Regions from separate parts of the Mus musculus genome. Here region 2 is linked to region 1. Evidence: chromatin contacts called from ENCODE Hi-C or POLR2A ChIA-PET data. All regions are on one chromosome and are shown on one strand. The core of a region is the stretch at or near the end of the contact, and the rest is flanking DNA. Distances in the headings are between cores, read along the strand shown. Region 1 holds the start of Mrpl39 (mitochondrial ribosomal protein L39). Region 2 has its middle 38 kb from the start of Bach1.

Region 1 (5,305 bases), core at 1,481-3,980:
TTCTGCTGATTAAAATCCTAGCGTGCTGAACTCTGCCTGCCCCCAGCTTCATGCTGAGCTCTGTTCCTCCCAGAACGCCACTAAGATACTTCATACAACTTTTCCAGGCACAGACTCATACGTTTAGTATGTTGCATTTGGATCAAAAGAGTGAAAATATATGCGGGGCTCCCCACTTGTTCAGGAAACCATATGTATATTTGACACCATGGCCATCAGGAATGAGCCGCTTCTCATCAACCATTTCTTAAACTCATCTGCATTCAACTTGGTGCAACCTCATTCCTTTGGGATGTGGATCTTGTGATGGACAGGGAACTTGAGCTTCAGTCATGAGGCTTGATGTCCCATATTCTGCAGCTTGGTGCAGAATGACATAACAACCGACCTGGCAATGTGAATCATGGCCACTAGGGTTACCCAAAGGCATCACACATACCTGTCCAGAGCCTAGAATGGGACAGCATTGAGATCAGAGACTTGAATAACTGCCAGGAAATTGCCTCCAAGGTCCTTCAGAGCAACCCATATAGGCAACAGGCTCCATACACTACCAAGGAAGCTGCTGTTTGCAACCATCGCACACCATATCTCCATGGGGAAAGGACTAGTATATATGTCCAAATTCCTTATTGTAATTCTTGTTGTTACTAAAAGTTTTTCATAGTGTACTGTGCCTTTGAGTCTGTTCTTCAGTGTGTTCCCACTAACACCCACCAATTCAAATCACAGTGTTAGCAAAGAGTGGATTATCTGGGGAAAGGACTCAGCAAGTTTAGCAAGGAAGGGAGGGGAACAATTGGAAATGTTTAGTGACACGAAAGTACTGCAATGAATGAATCCTAATACTTCGAATGCTAAATTAAAAAAAAAAGGTGGGGGGGAAACTGTCATGAATTTGGGCAACAAGAGCCTCCTTAATGGTTGGTGGTACACGCCTTTAGACTTAGCACTCAGCAGGCAGAAGTGGGCAGATCCTGAGTTCAAGGCTAGCTTGGACTTTACTCCTGTCTCTAAGAGGAGGAGGAGGGAGAGAAGGAGGAGGAGGAGGGGGGAGGAGGAGGAGGAGGAGGAGGAGGAGGAGGAGGAGGAGGAGTGGCTCAGTTGTTCTTGCAGCGCAAAACCATCTGTAACTTCATTTCCAAGGGATCTGATGCCCTCTTCCGACCTTCTCTAGCACCAGGCAAGCATAGACAGGTATGCAGGAAAAAAATTATACATATTTTGAAGGAACTCTTGGTCAAAAGTCTATCTTGGGTAGGTCTCTCCAACTCTCCAAACGTTGCTTGGCAGACATTCAAGGCAGTTGTGTGGGTTAATAAACAGTTTTATAATTAGCATATATTCAGTACTTGTTGGTCAGTATCACCTGTGGCATCCTTCCAGCAAAATTACTTTCTGCGATAGTAGACGCTCCAATCAGCTGTGTGCAGATGTGCTTATGATTAATTTTTCTCAAGCTAACGTCCAGAGGATTGTTTTAAATGTGGCCGTGAACTATAGTTTTCGGGGTGGGGTGAAATGGACACAATCTCTAAAAGCTGTGAAGCTGAAAGCTTTCAGGGGAACCATAGAACATTTAAGGAAGAAACACACATGCACGCTCACACGCGCGCACACTTTTCCAGAGTTGATTTAGAACTTCTATTGTTAGGAAAAGGTGTGTTAAGTAGCTAAAGGCTTCTCCAGCTCCTACCTAAGCCTTCTTGAGGAGGGATTGCAGGCATCAGTCACTATTCTCGGCCGAGGACTTTACATGAGATAGGCCAGTACAATATTGAATGGTTGAATCCAAATTTATACTTACATGTCTTGCCTTAAAGATGAGGAAAGGTCTTAACACTTTCCCTATGCAATTGTAAACATGTATTATTTGGGCCAAGGAGACAGCACATTTGTGTGGCATAAAACATAGCATTTGTGACCGAGCTTACCCTTCCGCCTGGTGGCAGTGTGTGCTCCACCACAAGTTAAAAGTAGGGATCATGTGAAAATTCCTGACTAAATTTATAAAACTATATTGGTTCATTGGTTCAGCTTTGCAGAAGTAAAGAATGCTGCTCCAACGGGAACGTGCTGGCACCACAAAGGCGTTAGATGTAGCAGTGTGTTTTTACCAACCGTCATAACAAATATTTGCTGAGCTGCCAAGCACGGTTTGCGTTTCTGGGATACATCCAGGGACGAGACACAGATTCCCGGTTACTCCGTGCAGTCGTGCCTAGATCATTCGGAAAAGAGTTCTAGGACGTTCTTTGCAAAATCAACACGACGTGTTTCCAAGAGCCCAGGAACGTGGCCGACTAAACGGTGAACCGGGTTCAGCCCCACTGCAGCCGACCTGAAACTCACTTTTGCAAACCTCTTTTATTTCCACCCTCTAGAGTTGTACCCGGCGTGGCTGGCCAGACTGTCAAAGACGTAACGCAAAGAGTCCTCCTCTAATTTTTTTCTGCCGGGAATCTGGAACCCTCGTGAGACAAAGGCGCCTGTGTGACTCCTCTGTCCAATAGACACTTCTGCGACTCCTCAGGGCAGCCGGTCGTCCCCGAGCCAAGGACAAGACTCGCAGCGCGGCCAAGGGTGAGCCATCCAAGGAGAGGCGCGCATGCGCCCCCGCGTGGCTCGGCGCGCTCCTAGCATCCGGTCCCGAGCTGATCAGTCCTACGGAACCTCCGCCGCGGGTTCCGCGTTTCCGGGGGAAGAGGGACGAGAAGGACCGGGACGCCGAGCTACCTTGGCTACTTCGGGAAGCCATGGCTACCGCGGTGGGAAGGCTGGTTCTTCGGCGGCCCGGCGCGGGCGGCGGGGCTCGCTGGAGTGAGTTTTTTGTGTTCCCGGTGTGGGAAGACAATCTGGGGTGCAGGAATCAGGGAAAGAGAAGGGATGCGGGCATGGGCGGCTCTTGTGGGGGGTTTTAGGAGCCCCAGTCTTCGGCAAACATGTCCCCATCTCCCAGGGAGTGAGGACTCGCGCTTGCCTAGCCAAGTCCCTTGCTTTGGGGTGTGGAAGAAAAGTTCAGCATTTCTCATGCTAGCTATTGATCGTTTGGACACGGGGATTCCGCCTTCCTGGAGCGTTCTCCTCCCCTCCAGACCGTTTCCAACTACAACTTTGCTCTCCTTCCCAATCGAGTCTGGTTTTAGGACGCCACTGAGGAAATCGGTGGTGATGTGAGAGTAAATCAGAGCCCAGCGTTTTTGTTTTTTGTTTTTTCGTTGTTGGATCCTAAATTATTAACATTATAAAGTGGTTCAAGTTTGCCTCAGTCGAATTTTTGACTTATGTTCTGCAAAATTCTACCGTTTTCAATACTTGTTACAGGTCCAGAGTAAACTACGTACTTTGCTTTCTTAATAGGATTTATAGCGACGTCGCCAGCTGCCGAGCTGTCACCCACGGAGCTGACAGAAATGCGGAATGATCTGTTTAACAGAGAGAAAAGCAGGCAGTTATCGTTAACCCCCCGAACGGAGAAGATCGAAGTTAAGCATGTTGGGAAAACTGATCCCGGCACTGTCTTCGTGATGAATAAAAACATCTCAACCCCTTACAGTTGTGCCATGCGTAAGCAGCAGAACAATGTTGACCATTTTACACGCGCTGTGCAGAGCACTGCAGAGGGGAACATGCTGTCATTACTTGGCGAAGCTGTAGAATTTATTTGCAGCCATTTTGCCACCCACTGTCCCCTTTGTTTTGTGGGTACGGTGGGTATCGTAGCATTTCTCTGCTGTACAGGTTGTCTCCCTAGTTTGTCTGAATATGACTATGTAATATGCATGTTCTGGGAGCATTTATCTAGCAGGTCTCATTAAAGTATTTTGAGGGTTGTTTTTTTGGTTTGTTTTGGTTTGTTTTTTTCTTGAGTTTTCATTTATTCTACCTTTATCTTTTTAGTTTTTTTTTTCCCCCCGAGTATATGTCTCATCTCCTTCCTACTTGTCCCATGTTGTGGTTTTATCTAGTATAGGTACTAAATGTGTGAATGGAAACATAAGTATAGTGAATGCTGACGTTAATTGTTTTGTTTCTATTGTTAGAGAGGTCGTTGGCTGTAAAGGTACTGATAGGATTTGGATAGGGCTTCCATAGATAGGATATTTAAACTGAAATATCTCCCGAATAGTAGATAGGCACGGTTGGCTGTTGTTTAGCTTTTTAAAAGACTCTGTAATAGTACCATTAGGGTAATTGACAGCATTGGTTCTAGGTAAGGCTCTGATGTGTACTCAGTCTCCACTCTGGCAGTTAAACAAGCACTGGTGATAATGACTCATTTGATTTTCATGTATTTCGTAGCACATGCTGTGTGGTAGACAGTAGGGGATTATAGAGGAGAGTAAGACAAGCCTAAGGCCCTAATGGGACTCTGTACACACCATATGCAGAGATGAAGTTTCTGAGCCACCCCCATCACGACCTCTAAGACCTTTGTTATGGAACGTATGTACTAATTGATATGTCAGACTCTAGTTTGATAATTTTTGTGAATATGTGTAAAATATGTATTCAGGGTTAGAATTTTCTTAGATAATGGAACTGATTAGAGGTCATTGGTTTACAATCAATTCACATTTATAATTTTACAGAGGTAACTATACTATTTAATTTGAAATGTCCGTGTCATGAGAGAGTGGAAGAAAGGTGGTTTGGGGGCAAGACTCTAGGTTAATTTAAGCAGATTTATGTGTGTGTGTGCAGATACTGTACTTGGTGGGTTTTGTGTGTCATCTCGACACAAGCTATCGTCATCAGAGAGAAAGGAGCCTCAACTGTCTCTATGAGATCCAGCTGTAAGGCATTTTTCTCAATTAATGATCAGTTGGGGAGGGCTCAGTCCATGGTGGGTGGTGCCATCCTGGGCTGCTGGTCCTGGGTTCTGTAAGAAAGCAGGCTGAGCAAGGCATGAGAAGCAAGCCAGTATGCAGCACCTCTCCGTGGTTTCTGCACCAGCTCCTGCCCCTCAGGACCCAGCCCTGCTGGCCTTTCCCCAGTGATGGATTATGATTCTGGACGTATAAGCCGAATAAACCTTTCCCTCCTCAACTGACTTTTTGGTTATGGAGTTTTATGGCAGAAATAGAAGCCTAGACTCAGACAGATATATTTTCCTTTTCTTTTAAATTGTGGGTACATCAATCCATGGATTCACGTTGTTTCTCTTTAAATATTTGCTTATAGCTCTTTGAAGATTGTTTTGTTAATTGTAGATTAAATTCAGACTAGACTTAGCTTTAATAGATATTGTTAAAGGTTTTGGTAATTTTGTTAAAAATGACTTTGCATGTGGATTTTTAAAAAA
Region 2 (5,339 bases), core at 1,519-4,018, 2.9 Mb before region 1:
GGCGACTCCCACCCACGTGGCTTTGCAGAAAACAAAACCCGTGTCGTAATGAGTTCTGTTTCTTGTCGGTGAGTGAAAGAAACATCAAAACCCTTCCCTGGCTTTTAAAGGAATATTATCCAACTTGGAATAATTATTCTCCTTGGAAGAAAAAATGAAATTATCTAAAATAAGTATGCTGGGAACTTAATGCAGATAGAGAAATAAGCCCCTCCTTTGTGAATGAATATTCCACATTGCCGTATCTGATCATAAGTAAAATAAAATACAGGATACACTGAGTGGGTAATTGTCTGCTAACAAAGAGAATAACTTACATAAAATCCTCTGGAGGATCCTCTGAACAAAAGAAAGCTCTACAAGAACAGGGTTACCATGTAGCGATGTGTAGCCTACCTTTGGCTGACTGTCTCTTGTCCATGACAGAAATCGCTACATAGTCAAGGGAAGAGGCAATTCTTACTCTTGAGTAAGTTACAAATGTAGAATTGAGCCAGGGGTCTAGAGCAGTGCCTGTCTACACTGGAGGAGTAGTGAAGCCGGTGTTTTTAGCAGAGGTCACACTGGGCTTTGTTACTGTGTCTTCATTCTCCTTTTCCTTAGGATTTTGAAGTCTAAGGAGTTTTCATGAGGGCATCCATAAGACAGAGGAAGGACTGCTGCCCAGCTTTCATTTTGGATAACTGACTTAAGGTTTGACTTTAAATGTAAAGTGTGAATATGGCTACACATTCCTGTGCTGTGTCTCAATGAGGGGCGGAGGAACCCAGGGATTCCTGAGAAGTGATTAAACTACTTGTCACTCAAGCATCAACCTTAAGACCCGGAGCTTGGATCCCCAACACCCACATAAATGCCAGGCAGGCTTGGTGGCTTGGTGTAATCACAGATTGCTGCAGGTAGAAACGAGGGGTTCCCCCCAGAGCAAGAGAAGTAGCTAGACTAGACATAGCGGTGAGCTCTGGGTTTAGCTAGGAAACCTTGCCTCCACGGATTCCATGGAAAGAGCTCCACAGACCAACCTCAGACCTGCCCACAGACAGGCACACACATGCACACGTACGTGGGAACATATTCAGCAAATGCATAGAGCAAAGAGCAAGGCGTGGTTAGCATCCAGTCTGCTTTCCTACATAGGTTTGTAGGTCTGGCAAATGGTGGGCTACTTTTCTTTCCCCCTGTAGAAGAACCCAAATTTTGTGGATCTTCTGGGATATGCGGGTAGCAGTTCCAGTTCTGAGGACATGAGAGGATCCCAGGGGATTACTGTCCAGCCAGTCCATCCGAAGAGATGAGCTTGGGGTGCACTGAGAGGCCCCATCTCAAAACCAAGGTGGAAAACACCTAGGGGTGTGTCTCTTGCCTCCACAGGCACCTGTGCACCCAGTACTCCATTCCTGCTATGCACAAACCCACACAAATACTTCTCCCTCCTCCCTCCTCCCTCTCCCCCTCCCCCTTCCCCTCCCTCTCCCTCTCTCTCACACACAGAGGGAATGGAAGGGGACAGACAAAAAAGGAGAAATTTTTAACTAGTTAGAAAAGATGAATTTTAGGTACACCCATGGGATATTTCTCAAAAACTGTGTCAAAGTTACACGATTTTGTCTTTACATGATTGAACCGCTCAGCTTTAAAAGCAGCTGTATTCTCTCCATAAAATGTTTATAAATTCCTATCTATGAGGCAGGTTAAAACTGTATGCTCAAAATAAAACATATATGTGAGTCACATAGTTTGTGTCCCTACATTATGTTATATCCTATATTATTAGATAATACATTACATTATGTTATATCATATATTATTAGATAATATATTACATTAGGCTCACACACACTCTCACACACATTTGCTTTTGTTTTTAACATGTAACTGACTTGGTAGTACAACAGGGCAAAGGACCCATGGGCCAATTCCGTGTAAATAGAATATTGACCAATTGATTTTAGCCTTGGCCTTCCGATCTAGGTAACACGGCCACCTCCCCATCTGTTCAATTTAGTGCGACAATAGTAAGGAACACCCCCCACCCACCCCCAACTTAGCAACCCCTAATGACACTGAGCTAATTTCTGTTGTTCTAGTTTGGTAAACAGCACTGAGGAACAGCTGGGGATGGCACCAAATGCGAGCTCGGGTTTGTTCTAAGGTTCTGGTGGTTGGCGGGGTTGTGGTTTTGGTGGGTGACGTTGTAGAGAGGGGGGAAAGCCTAGAGGTTCACTCAAAGTTATCTGACCAAGATCTGTGGGGCGGTGAAAGTGTAGCTGCTTTGTAGACTTGCAAAAGGCAGAGGCTGTGCATCGAAGGATACTGGGATCAGGTCTACGAGCTCAAGACTGGAGCTTCCATTTGTTTACAGGAACCTACGGTTAAAATGAGTTCACCCTCCTCAACTGCCAGGATTAATGCCCCGGTAGAGCAGGTCTGAGCTGTTTCCAGGGGTATGGCGCAGGCAGGCAGTTGAGAAATGCAGCCCCGTGTGCCCCGGATTCCCGGCATAGGTAATTAGAGCGGATGGTCCAGTTTCCAAGAGGATCCAAAATTACAGAGAAAGAGGCTCATGTGGGGTCTGGGCTTGCCCAGCTCTGACGTGGTTTCTTGTCTCTCTAGTGAAGGTCTGAGGACTTGCTGGCTGGGATGAGAGCCACACGTGGGGTCTGGGCTTGCCCAGCACAGTCATGGTTTCCTGTCTTTCTTGTGAAGGTCTGAGGACTTGCTGGCTGGGATGAGCACTTGCGCACGTGGACAGGAAAAAGGACCACAGCTGTCAGCAGATCCGAAACTTAGCTGCTTAGAGGTTTTGTTTCATGCGTTTCCCGTCTACCCTCGGGAAGTATAAACACACCATTGCTATTTTAATCATGTGACTAGGAAAGGCGTCCTTTCAGTTCTCTAGCCTGAATATCAGTGTGAATCAAAACAGAACGCTCCGCCATGCGTCATGTGAAGTAATGACCAAAACAAACTTAGAATTTAGTGTGAGAGAATCCTTGCCTTTCTGTGGCCCTGACCTTGCATTGTATAACTTCCTATGGACTCACAACTTTGCCAAAGCTTGGGTTCACAGCACTACAGCTCGCTTTCCTTTGCAATGCCATCGCTCTACACAACGGCAATGTTACTTGGAACACCTCGGCTCAGCAGACTGCTATGTATGAAGAACCGCAGCATCTTTACTGTACACACAAAGTTTTAATTATAGAAACCAAACGCTTCATATTTCCCTCTCAGCATTCCTTGTCACCAAGGCTAAAATCAGCTTATCGTTACATTTCATTGTGTTAGAATGCTTAGGTTGTTTTAAAAAAAAAAAAATGCTACTGGAGTAGCTGACTTGAGTTTCATGGGAAAAGGTCATTAAATGAAATCTTGGATGAATTAAATGTTAGAAACTAGGACAGGCTTTCTAACAACCTCTAGAATGGTACTAAGCACACTTCTGTTGCTTTTCCTATGGATTAATACAAAGACTGTTCTCAGCAATGATGATCATAGCACCAAAACTGCAATCAGCTCGTTGAATTGACCATGTTCCACACCCTGCAGTACCACATATTTTGCTAAGATTTAGTTCTTTATGAAAAAAATTAATAAATAAAAATAAACACACCTAGAATGTGTTTATCACCAAAGTTAGGCATATATCAAAGAGGTGTTTTAAAATAAATTTATGGTTTCTTATCAGTAAATGTTTGGTTTATGTAGTTTTTTAAAATATGCCTGCATCTTTGGATTTACATAAACCATCTCTGCTGAAGAAGGAATACAGGTAGGAAAGGCTGGGAAGCCTTGCTCCAAAGCAACATTTGTATCCATCCCACCTTTTTGTGAATAACACTCAGGCTTGGGTTATTATTTTTTTTATGTCCAACGAATAAAGAAAAGATTTTTAAAAATTCCTCACTGCAGCGAGTAAAGCTAAACCACAAGCTGCTCCACAAAACTGGGAGGCATAGAACAAACTCATCTCGCTTCCCCAGGAATTGTATTCTCAAGCCACATAATCTACATTTCTTCCTGAAAGAGGATTAAAATATAACAACTACCCTGTGTCCTCTGTGTTTCCAAAGTTTTGGATCGTCAATCATGTCATATAGGAACTAGGGGATGGGGTGGTCAATCTCAGTTGTCAACCTGAGACCCGGAGTCACCGGAGTGAAGGGCATGCCTGTAAAAGATAAGCTTGATTGGTTTACTGAGGCAAGAGGACCTGCCCACTGCAGGTTACATGTTCCTTGGAATCCAGGACTGTACAGAGAGGAGAAGATTCACTAAGTACAAGGATTCACTGTTTTCTTCTTCCTGCCTGATAATACTATGTTAACAGCAGTTGCAAGCTCTTGCTGACTTGACTGCATCACCATGATGGGGTCTGTTCCTTAGCAGGTAAGCCACAATAAACCTTTGCCTCCTTAAGGAGGCCTTGCCCATGTATTTTATCACAACCACAGAAAAGTATGTAAGACGGACATTCACTCTGGGTTTGTTATTACGCCCCCTTAATTCTAGAGTGGGTCCACTTCATTTGAAAGCAGACTGCCCATATTACATCCAGTTGAAACCAGCATCGTTTTAAAGAAATCGTGTCCTCTTGAATGAGTTTGCAGACATTTAAAGAAAAACACAAAGACACTGTTAAGAAATGCCATTGTTTACAGGGTGAGCTGGCCTAAGTCCTTTTGAAAAATTCATACATGTAAACTATACCTGATAGCTCTGAACTATTTAACTTTTACGAATCACCAAGCTTCCAAGCAGGTTGTTTTGATACCTCGCATCAGCATGTTAAGTCCCCCAAGGGCAGAAGTACACGTCAGAATTGTTCATTCGCTGGCACTCCAGGCACTTAGAAATGTGTCTGGCATGTAAAAAAGAGCTGGATAAATGTTTTTATATGAGTGCTGTCATACATGGGAAGAGGATTAACTTGATCTGGCTAGCCAAACAATTCATCTGAGCAGGACTGATGAAGTAAATTCCCCGGCTCTCTTGCTCAAGGACCGGTTACATAAGGAGACTCTCTCTGGCCCTGGAACTTATCTGATAACTATCAAAGATGTCAGCTTAACAAAGACACCTCAGAAAATTATCCTAAGATAGCATTGCCATCCGAACATCTAAGGAAACACAGTGCATTTTGACATAGAGCCACGACTCATAATTTCAGATGTCACTGATGAATACAACACTCTAAACTTCTTTCTTCCTTAGCTAGAGCTTGGCATCCAGGGTTTTGAAAATACCATCAAAGCAGCAAGGAATGCACACACAGCATAATTGCATATGTGAGCTCCATTCTCCCAGAGGAGCGTCCTCATCTTACACACGTCATCGTC

What was found. Hi-C counts contacts between places; a loop is a spot of excess contacts on that map. ChIA-PET counts read pairs that join two places held with the same protein, here RNA polymerase II (POLR2A).
Region 2: a loop to region 1 is called in a map of heart, with 4 times the contacts of the local background. The contact joins the enhancer-like site here to the promoter of Mrpl39 in region 1. A Hi-C loop is called at or near these places in 1 of 37 maps with a recorded cell type or tissue (heart). POLR2A ChIA-PET finds 5 or more read pairs at or near these places in 1 of 5 experiments (embryonic stem cell).

Annotation. Positions count from the first base shown.
Region 1 is chr16:84,732,669-84,737,973 of GRCm38, reverse strand. Mrpl39 (mitochondrial ribosomal protein L39) reads left to right here and starts at 2,730. Exons shown (of 10, transcript NM_017404.5): 1 at 2,730-2,820; 2 at 3,361-3,567. The coding sequence starts at 2,757. It also overlaps the pseudogene Gm26153.
Region 2 is chr16:87,658,705-87,664,043 of GRCm38, reverse strand. No RefSeq gene overlaps it. Among named protein-coding and RNA genes, the nearest start is that of Bach1, 38 kb to the left of the region's middle. Within about 2 kb of position 2,768, at least 1 of the 3 ENCODE cell types and tissues checked has a DNase peak (open chromatin) inside an H3K27ac peak, as active enhancers do; it is heart, where a contact is called at or near this core.